Linked DNA regions of Homo sapiens: region 2 is linked to region 1. Evidence: read pairs that join two places in POLR2A ChIA-PET (ENCODE). Cell type or tissue: Panc1. All regions are shown on one strand.

Region 1 (8,000 bases):
GTGGCTTTTCTGTCTCTCTTTCGTGATGTTGTCTCTCTCTCTTGGCAAGCTCATTCTTTTGGTGGAAAGAGAGCTACCACTCGTGCCAGGATGGTTTCCATTAATTCATGTAACATTTATTGAGTGCCAATTACATGGCAGGCTCTATTCTAGACTCTGGGGACAGAGCCTAGACTGTTTCAGGTCTGAAGAGCCTTTGCCTCGGAGCTCACGTTCTGACGGAAGGAGGTAGACCACGATGCATCAACACAGAAAGTCTGGGGTGGTAAGTCACAGGGAGAGGACATGGCTGGGTGGGGAGGTCTCTTCTACAGGGGCCATTTGGGCAGAGACCAAAGGAGGAGTGAACCACATGGCTACCCGAGGGCAGAGAATTCCAGGCAGAGGCTGGAGGCAGGAGCGCCCTTCTGGTGTTCAAGGTGCAGCCCGAGGGTGAGGCAGCCAAGTGCAGGGGTGAGGAGAGAGGCATGGGAGGCAAGGGTGGGTACTGGGGCCCGATAGGCTGGGTGGAGACTTTGGAGCTGCTGCTGGGTTCTGAGCAAAGGGCATTTTCGAGTGGAAAGGCTCAGTTTGGCTGTGCTGCCAAAGAGTTTTCCAAAGTGGTCGTTCCTGTCCTTGCCAGCAGGTCATTGTGTGCTTTCTGGAGGGTGTGCCCAGGTGTCTCCTGTGGATTTAATTTGCACTTCCCTAATGATTAATGATGTGGAGCACTTTGTGCAGATTCATTGGCCATCTGCATATCCTCTTTCACCAGACACCTACTTGAGCCATTTGCCCATTTTTCTCTTGGGCTGTCTGTGGTTTTCTTAGTGATTTTTAGGAGTTCTTTATATATTCCAATTATAAGGCCTTTGTCCATTTTACAAATCTCTTCTCCCACTCTGGGGCTGCCTTTCACCCTCTTTTTTTTTGTTATTTTTTGTTTTGTTTTGTTTTTGAGATGGAGTCTTGCTTTGTCACCCAGGCTGGAGTGCAGTGGTGTGATCTCAGCTCACTGCAGCCTCAACCTTCCCCAGCTCAGGTGATCCTTCTACCTCAGCCTCCCCAGCAGCTGGGACTACAGGTGCACCACCACCACGCTGGGCTAGTTTTTGTATTTTTTGTAGAGACGGGGTCTCCCTATGTTGCCCAGGCTGGTCTTGAACTCCTGGGCTCAAGAGATTTTCCCACCTTGGTCTCCCAAAGGGCTGGCATTACAGGCGTGAGCCACCGCGCCCAGCCTCCAAGTCATCTTTCACACGCAGAGCACGCCTGAGAGCAGCAACAAGACTAACGTTGGGGCCAAAGCTAAGAAGTGGGGCGGAGCCTCCCTGGTGGCCGGTCGTCAGCCCAGTGCCTGAAATGCATGCAAAGTCTATTTTTATTTTGCGTAGTTGAACCTAAGCAAAAAATCTGGCCCTACAATCTCTAACCTTGCTCCTAACTGGCACCTACCCTATTGCACAAGAAGCTATCTAGGGGAGGACTCAGTGAGCACTCGGTGAGTTTGCCCAGCCATGGTGGTACTGTCTCCTTCCCTCTGCAGGCACAGCGGGAAGAATAGGGCGGATGGAGGGCTCTCTGCACCTTCCACAGCCAGCAGCGTGGACGGCAGATTACAAGTTAGTATCTGTGTGACCTCCGCACTCCCCTGCCGGTGGCTGCCTGGGCTGCTGAGATTTCGCTTGGTTTTATCACTGCAGAGGAATGCCCGCCATACCGGGGGGCGAGCAAGGTCCAGAATGACAAGCCGTGGCATTCCTCAGCCGCCTCCTCCCCGGGGTGGGGCCTGGACATTCCTGGCTGCAGCTAGAGGTCCCAGCATGACAGGGATTCTGACCCCCCCTCCACCACGGCTATTGTTCAGGATTCTGTGGATTCCAGAGGCATCTGCCCAGCAGACTGTCTTGCTGTGAACACCCAGCTCTGCAACCGGTGTTTGCGTGTTTGCCCTGGGAGGCTGAACGCTCACCCAGAACAAAGGCCTCCCCACATGCCTGCTGTGAGCTTCCAAGGACTCGTTAGGACACACGCCAAGGAACCCCGGGTGGGGGTGATACCGAGGAGCTTCCTCCCTGACCCACACACACCCTTTGAAGAGGTCTTTGGCTGCTCACCAGTCTGGTCAATCTCGGGGCAGTATTTATATTCCTTCCCGTTTCCAGGCCTAGGAGCCTTGGCATCCTGCTCTCGCCTCTAACTGAAATTACCTCTCAACCCTTTTTAGCTAAGATGCCTCTCGCATTCCCCAGGAATAACAAGCTTTAAAGCCCCTTCACACTGAAGCCTGCCTTTGAATTCCCCAGCTAGATTTGGGGGTGGGGGTCTTATGGCTCCCGGTGAACCCCCGGTTCTGTTGATTAAATTGAGCTCAGGCAGATTGCTGGCTTCCCAAAGCCTGTGTTATTACTGCTTCTCAAAGCTACGGGCACCGGATCGCCATCTTTGGCAAGATTCTTTTGGGATACAATGGGAATTACTGGGTGGCCTCGGTTCGGTTCTTCCCTCGTCTCAGTTCGCGGCTCACCAGCCACATTGATGCAGCCCCCAGGCTGGAAGGAGGCTGCAGGAGCTTCCCCTCAGGTCATCCTCTCATCCCTCCCCCGTGCCCCAGGAGCTGGTTGTGGGGGCGGTTCCATCCCCTAGGCCCATCCGGGACAGGAGCCTAGGTTCCCTTCGGGGGGTACCCCAAACCCCATCCTTGGCCTCAGGCCAGCCCTGGTGCACTGCCCGCTCCCAGGCTTGACGAGAGGCTGCGGGCCAGTGGGTGAAGGGGCTCGCCCTGACTGCCAGGCCCCGCCCAGGCGCACCCGGGAGGACGGGGTGGGATGACGCGGGCGCCGGGGGGGTAGGTCGCGAGGCCGGGGTCTCCATGGCGCAGGAGGACGGGGGCCTTCGAGGACCACGCGGGCCTGGGAATCGCCTGCCAGGCTAGGCCGGAGGACGCACGTGCTCCGAGCTGGGTCGAGGGGGCGGGGCTGAGAGCCGCGGCCGGGCCACGGGGCGGGGAGGAGCCGCGGACGGTGGGCGGGGCCAGCGGGCCGGGGCCTAAAAGGCGGCGCGGGCGGGGTTCTTGACGCAGCTGCGGGCGGCGAGCGGCGCGCACAATCCTCGCTCGGCTGCGGCTCTCGGGTGTCCCAGGCCCGGCCGGTAAGCAGAGCATGGCGGGTGCGGGCCCGAAGCGGCGGGCGCTAGCGGCCCCGGTGGCCGAGGAGAAGGAAGAGGCGCGGGAGAAGATGCTGGCCTCCAAGCGCGCGGACGGCGCGGCGCCGGCAGGCGAGGGCGAGGGCGTGACCCTGCAGCGGAACATCACGCTACTCAACGGCGTGGCCATCATCGTGGGCGCCATCATCGGCTCGGGCATCTTCGTGACGCCCACGGGCGTGCTTAAGGAGGCAGGCTCGCCGGGGCTGGCGCTGGTGATGTGGGCCGCGTGCGGCGTCTTCTCCATCGTGGGCGCGCTCTGCTACGCGGAGCTGGGCACCACCATCTCCAAATCGGGCGGCGACTACGCCTACATGCTGGACGTCTACGGCTCGCTGCCCGCCTTCCTCAAGCTCTGGATCGAGCTGCTCGTCATCCGGCCTTCATCGCAGTACATCGTGGCCCTGGTCTTCGCCACCTACCTGCTCAAGCCGCTCTTCCCCAGCTGCCCGGTGCCCGAGGAGGCAGCCAAGCTCATGGCCTGCCACTGCGTGCGTGAGTACGGGGCGCGGGCCGGGGGTTGGGAGGTCGTGGTCCCTGGGTCCCTGCATCCTTGCATCACTACGCCCCTGGCTCCCACATCTCTACATTTTTGCGTTCCTGGACCGTCCCGGCAGTTCTAGGCTAAGGTCATTGGTCCCAGAAACCACGTGCGTTTCTTTCATTCATTCGTTTACACTTCTCCCCACGGGCTGGGAATATCTTCAGTGACGGGACAGCAGGGTCCCTGCCCTGCCCTTCGGTGGGCATTTCATTCCCCCACTTAAGCGGTTCAGGCAAGTGCCAGCCTCCCGTTGGCCCCGCTGAGCAATACTCCCAGCCTCTTGCGTGGCACCCACGTGGAGTAACTGAGCAACCGGTTTATTGTTAAAGCTCCGATTGCTGACTGGTTGTTGAAAAGGAAATTGCAGTTGAAAAGAAAATTATTCATTTCTGCTCTCCACACCAGCTCGTCAGGAATCAGTGACACGGGCTGACTCATAAGAAAACAGTAGTAATAAAATCGTGTGCGGGTAGTGACTGGTGCTGGTTTAGGCTAAGGGATCCCCCCTGAGGGTTGCCCAGTAGTGAGAGAGCGGAGCTTGGCTGCAGATTCAGTCTGTGTTGCAGTGAATGGACGTGCGGGTCCCAGGTTACTCTGGGAAACAGCCATGGGGCTCCTGTTTTGGTGGGCATGGTGCTGGTGTGTTCTTCACCAGGCCAGAGAGAACTGCTTTTCAAAATAGTTTTCTTTTCTTTTCTTTTTTTTTTTTTTTTGAGATGGAGTCTTGCTCTGTCGCCCTGGCTGGAGTGCAGTGGCGCGATCTCGGCTCACTGCAAGCCCCGCCTCCCGGGTTCACGCCATTCTCCTGCCTCAGCCTTCCGAGTAGCTGGGGCTACAGGCGCCCGCCACTACGCCCGGCTAATTTTTTTTATATTTTTAGTAGAGATGGGGTTTCACCGTGTTAGCCAGGATGGTCTCGATCTCCTGACCTTGTGATCCGCCCGGCTCGGCCTCCCAAAGTGCTGGGATTACAGGCGTGAGCCGCCGTGCCCGGCCTCAAAATAGTTTTCTTGTGGGATTTCAGGGGGAAAATCACTTGTACCAGATACCACATGATTTGGTTGGGTGGCGTGGGAAGGCGGGTCTTGGCAATTCTCAGGTTCATCCCATGGCAAGGATCGGCCTGGATCTCAGTAGTGTGTGTACATATTCAAGGTGGGAAGGGCTAATTTACAGTTGGGGTCTTGAGCCATGAAATCAGGGGAGTGGCTTCTGACTGGCAGGACCTGTTGGCGCTGTTTTCTGCCACACCGTACTTTGGGGAGAAGGGGGAGGGGGAGGCATTTCTTCATAAATGTGAGAATGCCCCGAGGGCAAGACTCAGCAGGGCTCTGTGTGGTTTCTCTGAGGCTCTGAGCGGAGCAGCCGCACCACCATGCAGGTCAAAGCCGGGAAAAATCGTAGTAGGACAGGAGTGGGGAGAGCCTGTGGCTTCCAGCTGGGCGTTGGACATGTGAATGTAAGGGATGACTCTGATTTCTTTTTTTTGTCATTAGAATTTCACTGGTTCAGTCTCCCTCCCGCCTAGGTACATGTCCGCCTGGTATGTAACGACATGGATAATAGCTTATGCAGCCTGCACTCTTACCTTTAAAAAATGGATCCCTGTTGGCTGGGTGTGATGGCCCACGCCTATAATCCCAGCACTATGGGAGGCCAAGATGGGCAGATCTACCGAGGTCAGGAGTCCGAGACCAGCCTGACCAACATGGTGAAACCCCATCTCTACTAAAAATACAAAAATTAGCTGAGCATAGTGGCTCACGCCTGTAATCCCAGCTACTTATGAGTCTGAGGCATGCTCCGGGACGTGGAGGTTGCAGTGAGTTGAGATCCTGCCACTGCACTCCAGCCTGGGTGACAGAGCAAGCCTGTCTCAAAGAAAAAAAAAAAAAAAAAAAAAGCAGCCCCTGGGTGCTGAGTGTCTGACTTCCTGTTGGTGCCAGGAGTGAGTTGTGGGAAATGCTTCATTGGCCACCAGGAAGGAGACATAGGATGGGGCGCTGCCTAGTTTTCTCTTTCTAATAAAAATCACATCAGTCATACATGAATTCATCATCATTTAAAAATTCAAACCAGCCAGGCACTGTGGCTCATGCCTGTAATCCCAGCACTTTGGGAGGCCGAGGCAGGCGGATCACCTGAAGTCAGGAGTTCGAGACCAGCCTGGCCAACATGGTGAAACCCCATCTCTACTAAAAATACAAAAAATTAGCCAGGTGTGGTGGCAGATACCTGTAATCCCAGCTACTCGGGAGGCTGAGGCAGGAGAATCACTAGAACCCAGGAGGTGGAGGTTGCAGTGAGCTGAGATCGCACCACTGCACTCCAGCTTGGGCAACAAGGCGAAACTCTGTCTCAAAAAAAAAAGCAAAAATCAGCTGGGCGTGACGGCGCACACCTGTAGTCCCAGCTACTCGGAGGCTGAGGCAGGAGAACTGCTTGAACTCGGGAGCCAAGATGGTGCCACTAAGCTCCTGCCTGGGTGACACATTTCTCCTCCTTTACCACCCCCCAGCCCCAGAGTTTCTGTGGCTGACAGTGTACGCTTCCAGAGCTGCTTCTGTTACAAATATATCGCTGGCCTATTTATTTAAAAGATCATAATGTACAACTTGTTCTCCACCTTTTTTTTAAGCCTAAAATGGTTTTGCCATGTTCCCAGGCGGTACGCAGAGGCTGCCCTCTTTAGCTGCTAAGAAGACTTCCCTGTGTCGGCAGGAACAAGTGTGCTCACCGCCCCCACCCCCTGACCCCCCGTAGACCCCTGTGGAGGGCATTTGGGGTTTCCCAGCTTTGTGCAAATGGGAAAAGGTTATGTGGTTTTTTGTTTTTTGTTTTTGTTTTTGTTTTGAGACAGAGTCTGTCTCTGTCGCCCAGGCTCGTTGCTCACTGCAACCTCTGCTTCCTGGTTTTAAGCAATTCTCCTGCCTGTGCAGGATTACGGGCATGTGCCTCAGCCTCCCAATTTGCTAGGATTACAGGCATGAGCCATCGCACCCGGCGGGGTGTGGATTCTAATGTAATAGCTAATGTGCCTTCCAAAGAGGCTGTACCAAGTCACACGTTCCTGGATTTATTTTGTGGTAATAGGGCTTTAAAAAGTATTTTTATTTATTTATTTTTATTTTATTTTATGTTTGAGATGGAGTTTTGCTCTTACCCAGGCTGGAGTACAATGGCGTGATCTCGGCTCACTACAACCTCCACCTCCCGGGTTCAAGCGACTCTCCTGCCTCAGCCTCCCGAGTAGCTGGGACTACAGGTGCCCACCATGCCCAGCTAATTTTTTGTATTTTTAGCAGAGACAGGGCTTCACCATGTTGGCCAGGCTTGTCTTGAACTCCTGACCTCAGGTGATCCACCCGCCTCTGCCTCCCAAAGTGCTGGGATTACAGGCTTGAGCCACCGCACCCGGCCTAAAATAGCTTTCCAGCAGTCCTTTTGGTCCCAGTAGGTAAAGCCTCAAGGCAGGCTGTAGAGTGCCAACCCTCTCTGACCCAGAGGTGAGGGTTAATGTTAATAGGATCCCTTTCAGCGAAAGTTAGGGCCACACTTCTCATGTCCCTAAGCCATTTGTACTTGTTTTTTTTCTCTGACCCACCTGTGTATGTGGTGAGTATGTGTGTATGTGTTGCTTTTTTTTTTTTTTTTTTTGGAAAGTGATTTTCAGTAACAGAAAGGGATGTGCTCTCTGCAAGGGTGAACCTATTCTTGCCCCTGTGTGTAAGGCAAGAAGGAGAAGTTGTGTTCTCTGAACAGGCAGACCCTGCTGAGAGACGGAGGTGTGTTGGGGTTCAATCATTCTGGTGGGAAAGATATTAGAGATAGTTATAGAAATAGACACAAATCTTGGAAGGCCGAGAAGTTGGCATAACTTTGGTAATTAGCTCTGGCTGAAGGCGGCCTGATCCCTTTACCTTTAGTTAAACAAATAAACATAGAAATAAAAGAAAGGCAGAGTAGTTTACCTAGCTAGCTTGTTTACTCATATAATCTTAAGACCCTGGGTGCTTAAATGCTTTTTACTCGGGAAGTCCACAATGTCTGTTACACTCTAATGGTGTTGACTCAAGCTTTTGTTAATTAATCATACTGAATAAATGCGCGTCTGACTAGCTGATCAGGGCCAAGTAGCAACTGTTTACAGGACTCAGCAGGGAGCCTATAAGCGGCTGGGACCCTCAGCTGGACTGGCAGAGCAGAATATCTGTGTGTCTGTACTTTATTCATCTGTCACGGGGTCACGGGTCTGTAAGGGACAGACTCCCTG
Region 2 (8,000 bases), 130 kb before region 1:
TTTCAGTGTTTACCGAAGCCACCAATACCAAAGAGAACGGGTCCTGCGGTGCTGAACAGCCTCGGTGTGGCGATGACAGCTGGCAGGAGATGACAGGAATCCAGTTTCCCAGAGCCACAAATCCTGTTCTCCTTGGCCACTCACCCACTGTGAGGTCCTCTAGGAAAATACACAAAGAGAGGACCAGACCAGGCAGAGGAACATTTTGTTTCATATGAACTGTGGCTTTGACCCCCAAACTGCAAGGAGGAACTTGCTGGGCCAAGCTGCAGCGGCGCTGTCTTGCTGGAGTGGGGACCTAGAGTCAGAGAAAACCCACAGGCTCCTCTGCCCATTCTCCTCCATCTGCACACGTCTCAGCCTCGGACCCTCACCACTCCATGGTGAGGAAGGCCATGGCCAGGGGAAACTGAGTTTCATCCAATGTGGAGAGGAGCGTTGTCCTAGAGCAGGGCAACTCCCAAACTGTGACCTCTGATCATCGTCCCTTCCAGCTTGCTGGAGTGTCCAGAGAGACAGATTTGCCACAAGCTAGGCTTACTTATAATGCTCCACCCTACAGAAATGGGACCCCAAGTACCCAATCTTCCCTTTAGGAGAGGCAGGCAGGTGGGTGAGCAGCAGATGTAGTTTCCATTTCCCTGGGGGTTTAATTTTCCAAACTTTGTCTTTTTTTTTTTTTTTTTTTTTTTTTTGAGACAGAATCTCAACTCTGTCACCCAGACTGGAGTGCAGTGGCACAATCTCAACTCACTACAGCCTCGAACTCCTAGGCTCAAGCGATCCTCCCACCTCAACCTCTAGAATAGCTGGGACTGCAGGTGCATACCACCACGCCCAGCTAATTTTTGTATTTTTTTTGTAGAGACACGGTCTCACCATACTGCCTGGGCAGGTTTCCAACTCCTGGGCTCAAGTGATCCAGCAGCCTTAGCCTCCCAAAATGCTGGGATTACAGGTATGAGCACTGCACCCGGCCACTTTTTTTTGTTTTTGAAACAGGGTCTCACTCTGTTGCCCAGGCTGGACTACAGTGGCACAATCTCAGCTCACTGCGGCCTTGAACTCCTGGGCTTAAGTGATCCTCCCACCTCAGTCTCCCTAGTAGGTGGAACTACAGGCATGTACCACCACACCTGGCTATTTTTTTTTTTTAGAGACAGGGTCTTGCTATGTTGCCCAGGCTGGTCTTTAATTCCTGGGCTCGAGAGAGCCACTCATCCCCATCTCTCAGAGTGTTGGGATTACAGCCATGAGCCACCATGCCCGGCCAAACTTCAGCCTTGAATATTAGTGATTTTGCCATATTAGTTTACCATCTGTACAATTATTTGCTTTATATTTTTCTTTAAATTGGCTCATTATTCACTTAATGAAATTATTGCAACAGGAATCTTTTGTATCACTTCTGTAAATGGAAAACCAGTCTCATTTGCCATCAATAGAAGGTAAAACATGAAAATAAATACAATGTAAACAAAATTGTTAAGATCTAAATTCTGTTCCCTGCTGGAAGCATTGACCTAAAACTCTGCTCTTTGTTTTTGTTGTTGTTTTTGAGACGGAGTCTCGCTCTGTTGCCCAGGCTGCAGTGTGATGGCGCGATCTCCGCTCACTGCAACCTCCGCCTCTGGGTTTAAGCGATTCTCCTGCCTCAGCTTCCCAAGTAGCTGGGATTACAGGCGCCTGCCACCATGCCTGGCTAATTTTTGTATTTTTAGTAGAGACAGGGTTTTACCATGCTGGCCAGGCTGGTCTCGAACTCCTGACCTCATGATCTGCCCGCTTCAGCCTCCCAAAGTGCTGGGATTACAGGTGTGAGCCACCGCGCCCGGCACTGCTCTTTGTTAACAAGAAAAGGGAATGTTGATCTGCAAGTCAGAAAGTGTTAGATACTCTAGCACCACAATGAGACCTTCTGGAAGTGCCAAGGCAGACAGACAGCCCCGCACAGGGGGCGGGATGCTGTGTTGTTTAATGCTGTCCACGAAGTTCACCCACAGCCAGGAAACACTCACTTCTCCCTGCACAGTGGGCTAAGGAGCACTTGGAGCCTCTCATCCAATCCCTTGACCTCCCCTCTGATTTTTGGGATGTTGGAAGTTGACAGAGCAGCCAGAAACCCCAGGCAGAGGGACCGAGAGCCTAGTCCAGTCTCTTCTCCCAGGTGTAGTCACTGGCCAGCATCCTAAGCACTGTTTCTGAGCTGGGCACTGGGAGGGGAGGAATAAGACCTGGGCCCTGCCCTCAAGGAGCTCACAGTCTCTCTAGCGGCAGAGTAGGGAACAAAGGTAGGGGTGAGCTAAGATATGGACACAAAACTGACACCAGGGAGAGACCAGGGCCCTGTCCCATCTCTATCACTCATGAGCTGGGTAATGACATTCCTTATCATCACCATCAGTTGACAGCACTGGGTTGTGGGGACTCTGCCCACGAGGAGTGAACAGACCTGAGAGAAACAGAAGATACAGGCAGGTGTTCAGAGGTCAGATGCTTCCATGCCATGGGTTCAGGAAAGGCACTGCAGTGTGGAAGAAATGCAGGGACAAGGCCCCAGTTCATGATCTGCCTCCATCACCTTATTCACTTAGAGACTTCAGAAAACAGAGTTTTGTATTATGGGGCCTCATGTGCTTTTTTCATGTACAAAAAGACAGCTGAAAGTTGAACAAGATGTTCTATTGGGACTTTTCTAGCTGTGACATTTGAGAATGAGTGAAGGGGGCCAGCCCCTCCACACCTGTGGGTATTTCTTGTCAGGTGGGGCAAGAGACTGAGAAAAGAAATAAGATGCAGAGACAAAGTATAGAGAGAGAACAGTGGGCCTAGGGGACCAGCGCTCAGCATACGGAGGACCTGTGCGGGCACTGGTCTCTGAGTTCCCTTAGTATTTATTGATCACTATCTCTACTATCTCAGTGAGGCGGATATGGCAGGACTATAGGGTAATGGTAGGGAGAGGGTCAGCAGGAAAACGTGAGCAAAGGTCTCTGTGTCATAAATAAGTTTAAGGAAACGTGCTGTGCCTCGATGTGCACGTAGGTCAGATTTATGTTTGACTTTACACAAACATCTCAGAGCAGTAAAGAGCAGTATTGCCGCCAGCATGTCTCACCTCCAGCCATAAGGTAGTTTTCTCCTATCTCAGTAAATAGAATGTATGATCGGGCCTTACACCGAGACATTCCGTTCCCAGGGACGAGCAGGACACAGATGCCTTCCTCTTATCTCAACGGCAAAGAGGCCTTCCTCTTTCACTAATCCTCCTCAGCACAGACCCTTTACGGTGTTGGGCTGGGGGACAGTCAGGTCTTCCCCTTCCCACAAGGCCATATCTCAGGCTGTCTCAGTGGGGAGAAACCTTGGACAATACCCAGGCTTTCTTGGGCAGAGGTCCCTGCAGCCTTCCGCAGTGCATTCTGTCCCTAGATACTCGATAATGGAGAATGGCAATGACTTTTACCAGGCATATTGCCTGCAAACACATTTTTAACAAGGTGCATCCTGCACAGCCCTAAATCCATTAAACCTTGAGTCAACACAGCACATGTTTCTGCGAGCACAGGGTTGGGACTAGGGTTACAGATTAACAGCATCTCAAGGCAGAATTTTTCTTAGTACAGAACAAAATGGAGTTTCTTATGTCTTCTTCTTTCTACAGAGACACAGTAACAGTCAGATCTCTCTTTCTTTCCCCCACAGTGAGTAAAATGAAAGACGGTTGGATGGATGGATGGATGGATGGATGGATAAATAAATGAATGGATGGAAGACTAGATGGATGGATGAATGGATGGATGGATGGATGAATAAATGGATGGATGGATAGATGGACAGACGGACAGATGGATGGATGAATAGATGGATGGATGGATGGATGGATGGGAGAATGGATAGGTGAAGAGAATGGATGTGTGGATGAGTGGATGTATAGATAAATGGATGCATTGATACATGGATTTCTGCATGCGATCTTCCTGAGGCAGAGTCTAACTTGCTATCTGCAGAGTCATCTTTATATTTCCAGACCCAGAACATGGTCTAAAACACTATAGGAGCCTAATGAATGGGGAATGAATAAGTTCATAGATTAACAGACACATTCATTTTACTGTTTCTTCTTTTTACTTTAAACCTCTCCTGCTCACTTTTTTTTTTAGACGCATTCATTGACCGGAATCCCACTCATTTTTAACACCATCTTATTTCTTTCTCATATTGATGTCTTCTTTTATATCTTTAGAAATTTAAACCACACTTGCTGTATGGTTCTTTGCCAAATAATGCTATTCTCTGGAGTTCTGGAGTTGGAGCTAATCCTGCTATATGCTGTGTCTGCTTACTGTCATTCATGAAGATTGTTTCCTCTTATGTTTTGTAATTTTGAGCTGTGAATTCAGCTTCAGCAGGGTGTTATCAGTGGGAATGCACATGCCCACCAAGGTTCAAAGAGGTTTCACATCTGCTTCTGCCAAGAGCTCTTCATGGGTGTTACCAACCCTGGACTACATTGTTATTATTATTATTATTATTATTTATTATTATTATTATTTTGAGACAGAGTCTTGCTCTGTTGCACAGGCTGGAGTGCAGTGGTGCGATCTCAGCTCACTGCAACCTCCACCTCCCAGGGTCAAGCAACCTCCACCTCCCGAGGTCTCCTGCCTCAGCCTCCCGAGTATCTAGGATTACAGGCTCCTGCCAACATGCCCGGCTAATTTTTGTATTTTTAGTAGATACGTAGTTTCACCATGTTGGCCAGGCTGGTCTTGAAATCCTAACCTCAGGTGATCCTCCCACCTCAGCCTCCCAAAGTGCTGGGATTATAGGCACGAGCTACCACACCTGGCCTGGACTATATTATTTGTTGACATTTGGGCTTCCCAGACCATGCAGATGATGTAAACTTGAACCCCAAGTCCAAGTGAGGCCAAGCCTTTGGTTATGAATTCTCAAAAGAGACCATTTATTGTCACCAAATCTCAGAGTGAAACAGACAAGGTCCTTTTATGCTCCCTGAACTGGAGGCAGATTTTTTTCCTAGTTTACTCTTTCACCAAGGATGTCACCCCTTAAGGGTACAAGCTTTCTATTAGTGTTTATGTTTTCAGTTCCCCAGACAAGGCCTTATCTCCAATCTCTAGGTAGGTGTAAAGCCCTAGGCCCTTCAATGCCAAGATCACAGCCACCCAGCAAGTTGCACAGCTCTAGTGTTCAGTTTCCTCTTCGTGCCTCCTGGGGATTTCCCTTTCTTTTTTGCAACTAAGCTGCATGTTTTAAAGGATGTTTGTTTGGTTTTATGCAGCGCTTCTAGATGCATAGTGGTGAGGACATGCTTGTCAGGTTATTCCATTCACACTATCACCCAAAAGGCTATTTCCCCATATAAATAAGTTGACATCTCTCCCACCTTAAAACAACCAGCCAACCAACAACTCTTTTTTTTTTTTTTTCTTTTTTCTGAGATAGGGTCTCACTCTGTCACCCAGGCTGGAGTGCAGTGGTGCAGTCACGGCTCACTGCAGCCTCAATCTCCTGGGCTCAAGCCATCTTTCTGCCTTGGCCTCCCAAGTACCTGGGGTTACAGGCACATGCCACCAGATCTAACTAGTATTTTGACTTTTGTAGGCATAGGGTCTCACCATGTTGCCCAGGCTGGTCTCAAACTCCTAGCCTTAAGTGATCCTCCCTCCTCAGCCTCCCAAAGTGCAGGGATTACAGGGGTGAGTCATGTCCAGCTCCAACAACTCATTCTCTACCCCTCACACACAGCACGACTTCTCACCTCCTTCACAGCCAAACGTCTGGGAAGAGCCGTCTGTCCTAGCAGTCTACACTTTCTCATCTTCCCCTCCCTCTGCAACTGGTTGCAGGCTTCCATGGGCTTCCAGCACTCTACAGAAACGACTGCCATCAAAATCATGACCTGCTGTTTTAATCAAAGGACACTTTCAAGCCTCCTGCAGACAGCACTGGACACTTCTGGAAATGTTCTCTCCCCATGGCTCTGTGGCTTTACACACACCTGCTTTCCCTCCCCGCTACCCAGCCGTGCTCTCTGACTCTCTTTGCTGGCGGCATGCCTTCTCAAAGGTCAGTCCTGGGCTGCTTTTCCCCTCCCTCTGCACTCCTTCTGGGAAATTTCACCTAGGCCCAAGGCTCCAATTGCTATCTCTTTTTTTTTGAGACGGAGTTTCACTCTTGTTGCCCAAGCTGGAGTACAATGGCATGATCTCAGTTCACTGCAACCTCCGCCTCCTGGGCTCAAGCAATTCTCCTGCCTCAGCCTCCCAAGTCTCTGGGATTACAAGCGCACACTACCATGTCCAGCTATTTTATTTTTTTTTTTTGAGACGGAGTCTCGCTTTTGTCGCCCAAGCTGGAGTGCAATGGCATGATCTCAGCTCACTGCAATCTCCGCCTCCCAGGTTTGAGCGATTCTCCTGCCTCTGCCTCCCAAGTAGCTGAGATTACAGGCATCCACCACCATGCCCGGCTAATTTTTATATTTTTAGTACAGACGGGGTTTCACCATGTTGGCCAGACTGGTCTTCAACTCCGGACCTCAGGTGATCCGTCCACCTCATCCTCCCTAAGTGCTGGGATTCCAGGCATGAGCCACCGCGCCCAGCCTAATTTTGTATTTTTTTTTACTAGAGATGGGGTTGCACCATGTTGGTCAGGCTGGTCTTGAACTCCTGAGTTCAAGTGATCCACCCGCCTCAGCCTCCCAAAGTGCTGGGATACAGGCGTGAGCCAACTGCGCCTGGCCCCAATTACTATCTCATACCCTGATGTTCCCCATGTCTCCATCTCCAGCGGTGGCAGATGTGGTCCTCCTAGATCTATTCTCGCATTATTTTAAAGGAATAGCACTACCTCTGATATGGTTTGGCTGTATCCCCACGTGTCGTAGGAGGCAATTGAATCATGAGGGTGGTTACCTCCATGCTGTTCTGGTGATAAAGTTGTCACAAGATCTGATGGCTTTATAAGGGACTTTTGCTCCTTTGGCTCAGCACTTTTCCTTGCTGCCGCCACATGAAGAAGGATGTTTTTGCTTCCCCTTCTGCCATGACTGTATAAGTTTCCTGATGCCTCCCCAGCCATACTTAATTGTGAGTCAATTAAACCTCTTTCCTTTATAAATTACCCAGTCTCGGGTATGTCTTTATTAATAGCATGAGAATGGACTAATACAACCTCTTCTTTTTTTCTTTCTTTTTTGAAACAGAGTCTTGCTCTGTTGCCAAGACGAGTGCAGTGGTGCAATCACAGCTCACTGCAGCCTTGACCTCCTCACTTTCAGGTAATCCTCCTGTGTCAGCCTTCCAAGTAGCTGGGACTACAGACATGTGCCATGACACCTGGCTATTTTTTGTATTTCTTGTAGAGATGGGGTCCCACTATGTTGGCCAGGCTGGTGTTGAGCTCCTGGGCTCAAGTGATCCACCTGCCTCAGCCTCCCAAAGTGCTGGGATTCCAGCCGTGTGCCATGCACGTTGCCAGCACCATTATTTTTAACTGGGCTTGTGGCCACCCAGAGGAAAAGCTGCATTTCCCAGACCCCCTTGTGGCTAAGGGCATCCATGCAACTGGTTCTGGCTCCTCTTCCCCACTCCTCTTTCTCTCTCCTGCTATTTAGAATCCAGACATGATGGTGAGATATCATGGACAACGGCAGCATGCCAGGGTTGGCTGAGCCAGGAGATGGAAGGAGCTTGAATCCCTGCAGCCAGCACAGGACACCTGAACTGCCTGCCTCAGTGTAATTACACGACAGAGAACTAACACTTTCTTTTGTATAAATCACTGTCGTCCTGGGTCTCTGTAACATGAACCCAAACCTATGTCTTAACCTATGTCTCTCTCCTGACTTCAAACCCTATCTCTCTAACAGCCACTTCAATATCCCCCTGTGAAGACCTCAAAATTATTTTAGGATGCATGACCACCCCCACCAAGCCTAATACTCTTCTTTCTCCTAGGCTCCTTTC

The links. Peaks named below come from ENCODE experiments on the same cell type or tissue, not always from the same donor. Only the 100,000 strongest peaks of a DNase experiment are listed, where the experiment ranks them.
Region 2: POLR2A ChIA-PET joins it to region 1 with 12 read pairs; 4 of 35 experiments call an interaction of 5 or more read pairs at or near these places.

The regions. Positions count from the first base shown.
Region 1 is chr16:29,608,781-29,616,780 of GRCh38, reverse strand. It overlaps the pseudogene SMG1P2 and the pseudogene SLC7A5P1. Among named protein-coding and RNA genes, the nearest start is that of MIR3680-2, 14 kb to the right of the region's middle. RefSeq lists enhancers at 1,326-2,010, 2,011-2,696 and silencers at 2,836-3,125, 3,166-3,245. In Panc1, no CTCF peak of the experiment used is centred here; DNase peaks (open chromatin) are centred at 3,040 and 5,318; H3K4me3 peaks cover 2,768 bases; H3K27ac peaks cover 1,191 bases.
Region 2 is chr16:29,735,945-29,743,944 of GRCh38, reverse strand. It overlaps C16orf54 (chromosome 16 open reading frame 54), which reads left to right. Exons shown (of 2, transcript NM_175900.4): 2 at 1-1,482. Among named protein-coding and RNA genes, the nearest start is that of C16orf54, 6.0 kb to the left of the region's middle. RefSeq lists enhancers at 5,084-5,133, 5,424-5,523. In Panc1, no CTCF peak of the experiment used is centred here; no DNase peak of the experiment used is centred here.